Regions from separate parts of the Homo sapiens genome. Here region 1 is linked to region 2. A link is a contact called in ENCODE Hi-C or POLR2A ChIA-PET data. All regions are on one chromosome and are shown on one strand. The core of a region is the stretch at or near the end of the contact, and the rest is flanking DNA. Distances in the headings are between cores, read along the strand shown.

What was found. Hi-C counts contacts between places; a loop is a spot of excess contacts on that map. ChIA-PET counts read pairs that join two places held with the same protein, here RNA polymerase II (POLR2A). Pooled maps may share reads with other maps.
Region 1: a loop to region 2 is called in a map of mammary epithelial cell, with 2.3 times the contacts of the local background. The contact joins two enhancer-like sites. A Hi-C loop is called at or near these places in 1 of 168 maps with a recorded cell type or tissue (mammary epithelial cell) and 2 of 50 pooled maps. POLR2A ChIA-PET finds 5 or more read pairs at or near these places in 13 of 52 experiments (BJ, Caco-2, HCT116 and 10 more).

Annotation. Positions count from the first base shown.
Region 1 is chr12:120,959,220-120,966,082 of GRCh38, forward strand. No RefSeq gene overlaps it. Among named protein-coding and RNA genes, the nearest start is that of HNF1A-AS1, 9.6 kb to the right of the region's middle. Within about 2 kb of position 3,517, at least 5 of the 41 ENCODE cell types and tissues checked have a DNase peak (open chromatin) inside an H3K27ac peak, as active enhancers do; they include PC-3 and PC-9, where a contact is called at or near this core.
Region 2 is chr12:120,924,145-120,930,853 of GRCh38, forward strand. No RefSeq gene overlaps it. Among named protein-coding and RNA genes, the nearest start is that of XLOC_009911, 23 kb to the left of the region's middle. RefSeq lists enhancers at 923-2,122, 2,088-2,637, 4,488-5,295 and a silencer at 4,662-4,956. Within about 2 kb of position 1,792, at least 6 of the 41 ENCODE cell types and tissues checked have a DNase peak (open chromatin) inside an H3K27ac peak, as active enhancers do; they include PC-3 and PC-9, where a contact is called at or near this core.

The sequences.
Region 1 (6,863 bases), core at 2,267-4,766, 37 kb after region 2:
TAAAAAAAAAAAAAGAAAAAAAAAGGATGTACAGTAGGAGGATTATCTTTGCCTTCAGTTGCTGGGAGGTGATCTCTAGGCCCCTTAACGTCCTGTCTGATGGAAGTGTCTGTGTTTGCCTGGGGCCTTTGGCCACCAGATAGTCTAACAATGTGATCTGTAATGAAGGCTTTGGAACATCCTGTATCAGTTCCAACCTCCAGATGAGCTGGATACACAAGAGTTAGCTCAGGAGAGACTGGAGATGAAAGGTCAGCCACACTGGCAGTAAGGGATCAAGCCCCACTAAAAAACGCTGGACACTGGCTGGCAGTGGCTCATGCCTGTAATCCCAGCACTTCAGGAGGCTGAGGGGGGCGGGTCACCAGATGTCAGGAGTTTGAGATCAGCCTGGCCAACATGGTGAAACCCTGTCTCTACTAAAAATACAAAATCAGCTGGGCATGGTGCATGCCTGTAATCCCAGCTACTCGTACTCTGGAGGCTGAGGCGGGAGAATCGCTTGAACCCAGGAGGTGGAGGTTGCAGTGAACTGAGATCACGCAACAGCACTCCAGCCTGGGCGACGAGAGCGAGACTCCATCTCAGAAACAACAACAACAAAAACAAAACCCCCAAAAACGCTGGACACCAAAGCCTCAGGAGCTTCTCTGGTTAGCAGTATTCTCTGAGTGTCATCACGCATCATAGCTGGGGGGAGGTGACTGTCTGGAGAGAAGGTAACTAGGAGCTTTGCACTTGAACCCCTTCCGCACCTCACCCTCTATGTCCTTTCTTGTGGCTGGTTCTGATCTGTGTCTGTTTGCTATCATAAAAACTGTCGTTATGAGGCGGGGCACTTTCCTGAGTTCCATGAGTCATTCTAGTGAATTATTGAACCACAGGGGGTAGTGGGAACCCTCAATGCAGCCAAGCGGTCAGAAGTGAGGGTGGCCCAGGAATCCCCAGTTGCACCTGGCATTTGAAGTGAAGGCTGCCTTGTGGAGGGACTGTGTCCTTAGCCTTGAGCTTGACAAATTCATTGCAGTAGGTTCTGTCATCTGCCTCTTAGAGAATACCCTCATTTCAACTGGGCGCGGTGGCTCACGCCTGTAATCCCAGCACTTTGGGAGGCCGAGGCGGGCGGATCACGAGGTCAGGAGATCGAGACCATCCTGGCTAACACGGTGAAACCCCGTCTCTACTAAAAATGCAAAAAATTAGCTGGGCGTGGTGGCGGGCGCCTGTAGTCCCAGCTACTCAGGAGGCTGAGGCAGGAGAATGGCGTGAACCCGGGAGGTGGAGCTTGCAGTGAGCCGAGATCGCGCCACTGCACTCCAGCCTGGGCGATAGAGCGAGACTCCATCTCAGAAAAAAAAAAAAAAAAGAGAATACCCTCATTTCCTTGCAATTTGGGACAGGTGTTAGGAGCCTCATTTTATTCTTCTGAAATCAAATTATCCCTGATTCAGACTTCAGGTAAGGTGGCATTCAAATGCAGTCGTGACTCAGGGCTTACTATTTCTATTCTTCTAAAAAGACTATGGGATTCTCATGTAGGTGGAAATGCTTGAGTGGGCGCCTCTGGCCTTTGGTCTACACGCACTAGCCTGATACACGTCTCCTCCACCAGGCTGTAAACCTCGTGAAGTATCGGTTTTATTCCTGACTAGAACAAGGCTTAGCACCTAGTGGGTGCTCATTAAACACATGAAGCATGAATCAGTGAGGGATTTCACATCTCGTCATCTCTGAAAAGCCTGTTAGCTCACTTCTAGGACCAGGAAACTGGCATTATCAAGAGTGTTATTCCAGCTTTGGTTGGTTCTGAAAATAATAATAATGTATCAGTCCAGTATTAGGTTTAGCTGTATAGAACAGAAAACCCAAAGTGAAATGGCATAAACATGTAAGAGTTGATTCCTTCCAGAAGCAGGCAGTCTAGGACTGGTGTGGGCCTCCCCTGAAGGCTGGCAAGACCACTATTTCTGTGCCAACCTTTGGCGCAGGGGTCTTTATTCAGATTGGCTACTCCATACCCAGGATCCAGCCTCCCCAAGTTTTGCCTAGGTCACCAATCCTCAGGATCCCCCAAATCATATCTCCAGTCTTGGGGCATCTCCAACGTCCCATGAATCATCACCCATCTCTGTAAAAATAAAAAAGTCCCAGGCTGGGTGCGGTGGCTCATGCCTGTAATCCCAGCACTTTGGGAGGCTGGGACAGGTGGATCACCTGAGGTCAGGAGTTGGAGAACAGCTTAGCCAACATGGCAAAACCTTGTCTTTATTAAAAATACAAAAATTAGCCGGGTGTGGTGGCAGGCGCCTGTAATCCTAACTACTCGGGAGGCTGAGGCAGGAGAATAGCTTGAACCTGGGAGGTGGACGTTGCAGTGAGCTGAGATCACGCCACTGCACTCCAGCCAGGGCGACAGAGCGAGACTCCGTCTCAAAAAAATAAAAGTAAAAAAATTTTTAAAAAGTCCTAGAGTACACAGTTCCTGAGTCTGCTGACTGTCTAAAGATGTTCTTCTCTGATTTCTGCTGACTGCAGAGAAGAACAGGGGACTTTGGTCTCGTTCGTTGACTCCTCAGCAGGGAGGAAGGGGGCGTGGTCTCTGGTTCTCCAAGGCATTGGCTGGAACAACAGGAGTTTCCATGCCAGGCTGTAGCTGGTTTTCTCTCAACATATTTAAAATTAAACGTGTTTCAAACCATAAAGTTCAATTTCCTTCTGAAAACATTCTCCTCTATCTTCTGAATAGGAAACTGATATTCCTGTGAGTTACAGCACTTTGATTTAATGTTATGAATCCTGATCTTATTATGCTAAGAGGACACTGCTCCCTCCCTGCTCAGAGTCATATGACAAAGACTTCGCATGTCAGTACCCGCAGTGAAGGGGGCCAGGCCCAACTGGCTCCTGTACATGCGTGCGTGCGTGTGTGTGTGTGTCCCTGGCTACAGAAGGGGCAGAGGGCAATCTTGGGGGCAGAGGGCAATCTTGTTTGACCGGGCCACATTTATTAAGTACTTAGGACTGTGTCTAGCACATAATAAGTGCTCAATAAACGGAGATGCCATGATCATTTGTAGCTAGTTACATACCCAATATCCATTCTTCCTATTTTTTTCCTTAATAACAGATTCAGATCGTGCTGCCTGGAATGAAGACATTTCCCAGTCTCTCTTGCATTTTGGTGTGGCCCCGTGACTACACTATGTTCCATGGACTGTAGTAGGTAAAAGTGTATGAGGCTTCCAGGAGCCTCAGCCTTGAGGTTCACTGCTTTTGTCCTCTATTCTACCTGGTATTTGGATATAATGGCTAGAGTCCAGCAGCCATCTTGGACCATGAGGTAACCCTGAGTACAGAAGCCACCCACTGAAGATGGTAGGGCAGGAAGGTCAAAGCTCTGGTGACACTGTGGAGCCCCCACACTAGTCCTGGACTGCCAGCTTCTGGAAAGAATCAACTCCTACATGTTTATGACATTTCACTTTGCAGTGGCATCCTTGATAATGTCAGGAGTTTCCTGGTCCTGGAAGTGATCAAACAGGCTTTTTAGAGATGATGAGACATGAAATCACTCGCTGATTCATTCTTCATATGTTTAATGAACACTCACTGCTAGGTGCTAGGGCTTGTTCTAGTTATGAACAAAACAGAGACTTTATGAAGCTTACAGCCTGGAAGAGGAGATGCATACACCCTCACAAATGTGAAAAAGCACCCTGAAAGAGCAAATACAGTGCAGGGATGGAGAGTCACAGAAAAGAATCTGTTCAGATGTATCACGAAGGGCTCTGTGCAGAGGTGACGTTTAAGCTGAGAAGTAGGATGTCTTAGTCTGTTCCTGCTGCTATAAAAAAATACCATAGGCCAGGCATGGTGACTCATGCTTGTAATCCCAACACTTTGGGAGGCCGAGGCGGGAGGATTGCTTGAGGCCAGGAGTTCGAGACCAGCCTGGCCAACATGGTGAAACCTCGTCTCTACTAAAAATACAAAAATTAGATGGGTATGGTGGCGGGTGCCTGTAATTCCAGCTACTCAGAAGGCTGAGGAAGGAGAATCGCCTGAACCTGGGAGGCGGAGGTTGTAGTGAGCCGAGATTGCCTGGGCCACAGAGCGAGACTCCACCTTGAAAAAAAAAAACCAAAAAACCAAAAAAACATAAACTGGGTTACTTATAAACAATATTTCTCATAGAGTCTGGGATCTCCAGCAAGGGCACCTTCTTGCGGGGCCCTCACCTGGTGCAAGGGACAAACAAGCTCCCTTGGGCCTCTTTGATAAGGGAACTAATCCTGCCCCCAAAGTCCCCACCTCTTAATACCACCACCTGGGGGGCTAGGATTCCACATATGAACTTTGGGAGGACACAAACATTCAGACCACAGGATAGGGAAGGGATGACAATGAGGTGCTGATGGGAGGAAGAGCTAGGAGAGGGGTTCAGGCAGGAGGAACAGCATGGGCGAAGGTCCCAGGCAGGAAGGGGCTGTGGGTATGGGAGGAGCTGTAGGCGACTTGCTGTGCACTGCAGGTGGACAGTGGAAAAAGGTGATCATGGATTGGACAGGGTGGCCCAGCCCCTTGTAGGCCAAGGTGAAGCAGCTGAATTAAGCTAAATTAATTGATTTTTTTTTTTTTTGAGACAGAGTCTCACTCTGTCACCCAGGCTGTAGTGCAGTGGCGCGATCTCAGCTCACTGCAACCTCTGCCTCCCAGGTTCAAGTGATTCTCCAGCCTCAGCCTCGCAAGTAGCTGGGATTACAGGCATGTGCCACCATGCCCAGCTAATTTTTGTATTTTTTAGTAGAGACGGGGTTTCGCCACGTTGGCCAGGCTGGTCTCGAACTCCTGACCTCAGGTGATCCACCCACCTCGGCCTCCCAAAGTGCTAGGATTACAGGCGTGAGCCACTATGCCTGGCCAATTTTTTTTGAGAGTCTCGCACTGTCAACCAGGCTGGAGTGCAGTGACGCGATCTCTGTCTCCCAGGTTCAAGTAATTCTTCTGCCTCAGCCTCCCCAAGTAGCTGGGATTACAGGCATGTGCCACCACACCCAGCTAATTTTTTTTGTATTTTTAGTAGAGACGGGGTTTCACCGTGTTGGCCAAACTGGTCTCGAACTCCTTACCCCAAATGATCTGCCCGCCTCGACCTCCCAAAGTGCTAGGATTACAGGCATGAGCCACCTCGCCCAGCCTATGTACTTATTTTGAGACAGGGTCTTGCTCTGTTGTCCAGGCTGGAGTGCAGTGGCACTATCACAGCTTGCTGCAGCCTTGACCTTCCTGGGTTCAGGTGATTCTTCCACCTCGGCCTCCTGAATAGCTGGGACCACTGGCATGTGCCAACACTCCCTGCTGATTTTCTTTTCTTCTCTTTTTTTAGAGATGGGGTCTCACTATGTTGCCCAGTTTGGTCTCGACCTCCTGGGCTCAAGCAATTAACCTGCTTCAGCCTCCCAAAGAGTTGGCATTACAGGTGTGAGCCACTGCACTTAGCTTTAAACCAAAATTTTTTATAGAGACAGGGTCTTGCCATGTTGCCCAGGCTGGTCTTGAACTTCTGGGCTCAGGCGATCTGCCCACCTCAGCCTCCCGAAGTGTTGGGATTACAGGCGTGAGCCACCACACTGGCCTGAATTTTACAAGCAGTGGGCAATTACAATGCCAGGTTTCCACTTCAATGAAATCTTCCATGTTTCCGTCTCTGTTCGGCAAGACTCTTTGGTTTGCAAGTGGTAGAAATCCAACTTGAAATAACTTCAGGAAAAAAAAAAAAGGGCACTGATGCAAAGAACCTTGAAGTTTTTAGCTCATAGCATTTACCTTTTTCTGTTCAGATGATCTGAGTTTTGAATAGTTACCCACATCTATTGGGTGGTGGTCTGGCCTCTTCTGCGATCGCTTCTCCTGTCTCCACCCTGCTCTGTGTGTGGGGGTCTCCCATGCCTCTGCCTGGTGGTTGGGTTTGATTAGCGGAGAGCCCAGAACAGGTACTGTTCTCCTGATACTCCGTCCCTTGCATCTCCCTACATCTGCTCCCACTCATAGTCCTTTTATTTTTTTCTTTGAGACGGAGTTTCGCTCTGTCGCCCAGGATGGAATGCAATGGCACGATCTCCGGTTACTGCAATCTCTGCCTCCAGGTTCAAGTGATTCCCCTGCCTCAGACTCCTGAGTGGCTGCGATTATAGGCACCTGCCACCACGCCTGGCTAATTTTTATGTTTTTAGTAGAGACAGGGTTTCACCATGTTGGCCAGGGTGATCTCGAACTCCTGACCTCAAGTGTCTGCCTGCCTTGGCCTCCCAAAATGCTGGGATTACAGGGGTGAGCCACCGTGCCTAGCTTGTCCACCCTCTTCTTGGGTCTCTCGGTTCCCTTCCCCTCCCCAGAAACAACCAGTGCCCCAGGCTCTTGCATTCTATCTGCCCAGAAATACGATCGCATGGTGTTTTATTTTTTCGATTATCAATAACTTGTGAGTGGAGAGGCTGCAAGCCAGTGATGTGAATGAACGTGACTCCACATCAGGTCCCATGGAGATCAGGTTCAGCATGTTTTTCTTCTTGTCCCATTGTATTCCCACAAAAGCCCTGTTTTCAGTGGGTGGAGTCCAGAGCCATGGCTTTCTGGGAGGGATGAGGTGCTGCACTGAGGCCGTGACTAACTGGCACTTGGCCATCGGTGGGATATCTGTCGACGGTAAATGGCTTTAGCAAGACCCAGGCATTGGCACTTCCTGATCCCAGGGGTTCAGACGTGTGTTGGCCAATCTGGGAAAACTCGCAGGGCTAGGAATCCTGGCTGGGGCCACACCTAGGGCAGGCGGGCTGTCCTTGGCCCTTTTGCTATTTTGGGTC
Region 2 (6,709 bases), core at 542-3,041:
GATAACAACGCTATAAGGCTGGACTCTTTTTGTTTTATTTCATTTTATTTTATTTTTTGAGACAGAGTCTTGCTCTATCACCCAGGCTGCAGTGTGGTGGCACGATCTTGGCTCACTGCAACCTCCACCTCCCAGGTTTAAGTAATTCTTCTGCCTCAGCCTCCCAAGTAGCTGAGATTACAGGTGCCCACCACCACCCCCGCCTAATTTTTTGTATTTTTAATAGAGACAGGGTTTTACCATGTTGGCCAGGCTGGTCTTGAACTCCTGACCTCAGGTAATCCACCTGCCTCAGCCCCCCAAAGTGCTGGGATTACAGGCATGAGCCTCCGAACCCGGCCTGTTTTATTTCATTTTTTAAAAATAAAGATGAGTTTTCACCGTGTTGCCCAGGCTGGTCTTGAACTCCTGAGCTCAAGCAGTCATTCCACCTCAGCCTCCCAAAGTGCTAGGATTATATGTGTGAGCCACCACACCCAGATAAGCTGGACTCTTTGTTCCTGTTTTATATAACATAAAACTAGACCGGGTGCAGTGGCTCATGCGTGGTAATCCCAGCACTTTGGGAGGCTGGAGCGGGCAGATCACTTAAACTCAGGAGTTCAAGACCAGCCTGGGCAACATGGTGAAATCCCGTCTCTATTTAAAAAAATACAAAACAAATTAGCCAGGTGTGGTGGTGTGTGCCTGTAATCCCAGCTACTTGGGAGGTTGAGGCAGGAGAATTGCTTGCACCTGGGAGGCAGAGGTTGCAGTGAGCCGAGATTGCGCCACTGCACTCCAGCCTGGGCGACAGAGTGAGACTCTGTCTCAAAAAACAAAAACAAAACAAAACAAAAACTTGAAACGGACACATAGAGAAGGTAAAGAGATGGTGGAAGGGCAGACAGGTCATAGGTGGATGGTGGGGTTAGGCTTTGAATCCAGGGCCATGTGGTACCCCAGGAAGTGGAAGGGTCTGGGTTTGAGTGACTGAGATGGGGGCACAAAGAGAGGAACTGAGTGGGCATTGAAGGAGGTGATTCTAAGGAAGAAGGAGCAAAGGGTAGCCAGGCACGGTGGCTCATGCTTGTAATCCTAGCATTTTGGGAGGCCAAGGCAGGAGGATCGCTTGAGGCCAGGAGGTTGAGACGAGTCTGGGCACCATAACAAGACCCTGTCTCTACCAAAAAACAGAACAAAACAAAACAAAACCAGATATGGTGGCGCACACCTGTAGTCTCATGTAGTCCCAGCTACTTTGAAGACTGAGACAGGACGATCACTTGAACCTAGGAATTCAAGGCTGGAGTGAGCTATAATCATGCCACTGCATTCCAGCCTGGGCAACAGAGCCAGACGCTGTCTCTACAAAAAATAAAAATATTAGCCGGTGCCATGATAAGTATTTTTTTTTTTTAATTAGCCAGGCATAGTGGCACACGCTGCAGTCCCATCTATGGGAAGGCTGAGGTAGAAGGATCACTTGAGCCCAGGAGGTGAAGACTTCAGTGAGCTATGATTACACCACTGTACTCCAGCCTGGGCGACAAAGTGAGACTCGGTCTCCAAACAAACAAACAAATGGCTGGTGAGTATTTGGGAGGAATCACTGCCCCGTGGCTGTCCCCTTAAGCCAGTGTCTCAGATGCTGCCTCTGAGGTCCAGCCATTCCCTAAGAAATGCTGACATCAAGGTCCACACCTCCTTCCCACAGGAGGAGTTGGAAATGAATCTCAAATTTCACCAAGGCCCCTGCTGGGGGATGGGGGTGGAGGTTGTGCCAGTGATCACAAGTCCCGATTTTCATGAGCGTCTCTGCTCAGATCCTGTCCCAGAGGCCTAGCACTAGGGTAGAATGACAATAGTCTTCCCAGCGTTGCCTGAGATGAGTCATAGGTGACGCCCCTGCCCTACAGCCTGGGCCTACCTGGGCAGGTAGAAGCATGTCTCAAACCCCTCTGGCCGCTGCCAGTGGTTCAGAGGATCCTGTCGTAGTCAGCCTCATTCCCCAACTGAGAAACCCCTGGCGTTGGCTTGACGGGGGAAAAACAGAGCTGATCTGCTATCCTGAGTCAGCTGTTGGGAGAACCTGACTTCTCAGGTGAGACAAGGACCCCCAACAAGGCGAGGCCTGGGAATGCTACCCAAGAAAAGGAAACAGATGTGACCCTTCTGCTCCGAGCTCATTCCATGGTGACTCAAATAACCGAGTCTTCCCTGGCCTCTCAGCTCCAGCACCTCGGCCATTCCCGTATCACTGCTCAGTTTACCTTGACTCATCTGGTTACTTGACTGTTATCTCCCTTGCTACCCTGGAAGCTCTACCCTGTTGCTCCTCGCTGCCCACCTGGCATGGAGCTTGGCACAGAGCTTGGCACAGAGCAGGTGCAGAACTGGTATGGATGAGCTGTGAATATAAAGGGACCCAGTTTACTGGCTCATGCCTGCAATCCCAGCACTTCGGGAGGCCAAGGCAGGCAGATCACTTGAGGCCAGGAATTCAAGACCAGCCTGGCCAACATGGTGAAACCCCATCTCTACTAAAAATACAAAAATTAGCCAGGTGTGGTGGCACACGCCTGTAATTCCAGCTACTAAGGAGGTTGAGGCAGGAGAATCACTTGAACCTGGGAGGCAGAGGTTGCAGTGAGCCGAGATCATGGCATTGCACTCCAGCCTGGGCGACAGTGAGACTCTGTTTCAAAAAAATATATATATATATTATATATAATATATATTATATAATTTATGTATAATATATGTATAATATATAATATATATTATATAATATATGTATAATATATAATATATATTATATAATATGTATAATATATAATATATATTATATAATATGTATAATATATAATATATATTATATAATATATGTATAATATATAATATATATTATATAATATATGTATAATATATATTATATATTATATAATTAATGTATAACATATATTACATAATATATGTATAATATAATATAATATGTATTACATAATATATGTATAATATATAATATATAATATATGTATATTATTAATATATTATATATAATATATGTATATTAATATATTATACATAATATATGTATATTAATATATTATACATAATATATGTATATTAATATATTATATATAATATATGTATATTAATATATTATATATAATATATGTACAATATATAATATATAATATATCTATATTATAGATATATATTATATATAATATATCTATATTATACATGTATAATATATCATATTATACATGTATAATATATCATATTATACATGTATAATATATCATATTATACATGTATAATATATCATATTATACATGTATAATATAGTATAATATATCTATATTATACTATATTATATATAATATATCTATATTATACATATATAATACATATTATACATATATAATATAATATATCATATTATACATATATTATATATATAATATAACTATATTATACATATATTATATATATTACGTATAATATATCTATATTATACATATACTATATATAATATATAATATATAATATATAATATAATATATCTATATTATATATATCTATATATAATATAGATATATTATATATAATATATGTATAATATGGATATAATATATAATATATATAATATAGATAGATATAATATATCTTATATATAATATAGATAGATATAATATATCTTATATATAATATAGACAGATATAATATATCTTATATATAATATAGATAGATATAATATATCTTATATATAATATAGATAGATATAATATATCTTATATATAATATAGATAGATATAATATATATTATATATAATATAGATAGATATAATATATTATATATAATATAGATAGATATAATATATTATATATAATATAGATAGATATAATATATTATATATAATATAGATAGATATAATATATTATATATAATATAGATAGATATAATATATATTATATATAATATAGATAGATATAATATATGTATAATACAGATATATTATATATAATATATGTGTAATACAGATATATCATATATAATATATGTGTAATACAGATATATCATATATAATATATGTATAATACAGATATATCATATTATATATATGTATAATACAGATATATTATATTATATATAATATGTGTATAATACAGATATATTATATTATATATAATATGTATAATACAGATATATTATATTATATATAATATATGTATAATATAGATATTATATATGTATACTACAGATATATTATATATTATATATTATATATTATATATTATACATATATTATACATATATGCTATAGTATACATATATTATAGATATTATAGATATATCATATATTATATATATCTATAATATATCTATATATTATAGATATATATATTATATATATCTATAATATATCTATATATTATAGATATATATAATATATGATATATCTATATCTAGATATATCTATATCTAGATATATCTATATCTAGATATATCTAGATATAGATATATCATATATTATAAATATTATAATATATCTATATTATAATATTATGTATATTATCTATATTATATATAATATCTATATTATCTATATTTTATATATTATATATATATATATATATATATATATATATATATATATATATATGTAAAGGGGCCCTGTTTACAGCCACACCCTCTGTCCTGATGCTCCAAACACCCACATCTAGGCCAGTAGGAAGGAAGTCCTGTCTTCCACACAGGTTCCCTTCACCAAGTATCCCAGGAATGCTCTGGGTTCCGATGGGGCTGTGGGTTGTCAGCAGGGCTCCTTCTAGGTCTGGAAGGGGCTGCTTCAGCTGTGGCTAGAGCTGCTCTTTGCAGGCAGAAGGCCCTCTGCCTGCTGTCTGTGGGTCTCAGGCACTGCACCACGGCCCACTTCCCTCCAGGGCCTGTCTTTCTCGGACGCTTACTCCTGACCCCTCTCTCCAGCCAGCCCCTGCAGTGCCTTCTGTTGAGCTCTGTGAAAGAGTGGATTGGGCCCCAAGTGAGCCCTCTTCGTCTCAGAGCAGTGAAGGCTATGGGAGGATGAGGAGGGGCTGAATCTGGGGGTTCAAACACAGCCTCAGATTGTTTCTGGAACCCCCCTTCTCTCCAATCTCCAGACTCAGCCCTCAAGTCAGGCGGGCTGGGTGTCTTCCTTCTGCAGTTTTCTCCTGGAGCACCCCCATCCCCTCCCGCCCCTGCAACTTCTGTCTGTACCTGGCAAACCTGTTGGGCTGGTTTGGAGTTTTCCGAATCCCAGGTTCAGACACCGGACATGATGTCATTTATTTCCCAGGAAGCCTGTGGGTCCCACGTAACTCAGGGGGATGGCTGCACACATTCCACACAGTGTCGTGCCTACCCACTCATATTCCATCTCCACAGCTATCGGGGGCATCTTTCCAGAGCCCATAGGACCCCTCTGAAGGGCACTGTGGTGTGATTGCTCCGCCCTGGCCCAGCCAAAAGCAAAATAAAAACCCAAGAACTCTGCCCAACAATACAAAAAACAGGGGAAGAGGCTGGGCATAGTGGTTCATGCCTGTAATCCCAGCACTTTGGGAGACCGAGGTGGGCAGATCACTTGAGGTCAGGAGTTCGAGACCAGCCTGGCCAACATGGTGAAAATCTGTCTCTACTAAAAATACAAACATCAGCTGGATGTGGTGGCATGCGCCTGTAGTTCCAGCTACTCTGGAGGTTAAGACAGGAGAATCGCTTGAACCTGGGAGGCAGAGGTTGCAGTGAGCTGAGATGGTGCCACTGCACTCCAGCCTGGGTGACATAGCGAGACTCTGTCTCAAAAAAAAAAAAAAAAAATCAGGGGAAGAGAATGAACATTTCTCAAGCACTCACTATGAGCGAAGCATCCCACTGGGTCCTTCCAAATGTAAGATCTCAGAATCCCCTCTTTCATAAACTTTTAGTGAACACCTACTTTTCTGTATCATACTTTATGGACCTGATTGAATTTTCGCAGCATTCCTGTGAACTATTATTTCCATTTCAGAGTTGCAAAGACTGAGGCTCAGAGAGGTTAAGGGACTTGCCCAGGGTTACACAGCTCTCCAGTGACGCTAGGGCCTGTGCTCCTCTCACTTAGCCACATCCCATGCCCAGTTGTGGCCTCCAAAGACAGGCTCAAGGAAAACAAGGCATGACCCGCAACATTCTACTCATCTAAACAAGAGGTGCAAACTCTTTTTTTTTTTTTGACACAGAGTCTTGTTCTGTCGCCCAAGCTGGAGTGCAATGGAGCGATCTTGGCTCACTGCAGCCTCCGCCTCCCAGGTTGAAGTGATTTTCCTGCGTCAGCCTCCTGAGTAGGTGAGATTGCAGGTACGCATCTCCATGCCTGGCTAATTTTTGTATTTTTTAGTAGAGACAGGGTTTCACCAAGTTGGCCAGGTTGGTCTTGAACTCCTGACCTCAAGTGATCCACCCACCTCGGCCTCCCAAAGTGTTGGGATTACAGGCTTGAGCCACCATGCCCGGCCAAGAGGTGCAAACTCAAATGCCTCCTGGATTCAAATAATTTAATTAAAAAAAAACTATTTATTTATTTATTTGAGCCAGGGTCTCACTCTGTTGCCCAGGCTGGAGTGCAGTGGTACAACCACGGCTCACTGTAACCTCGAACTCCTGGGTTCAAGTGATCCTCCTGCCTCAGCCTCCTGAATA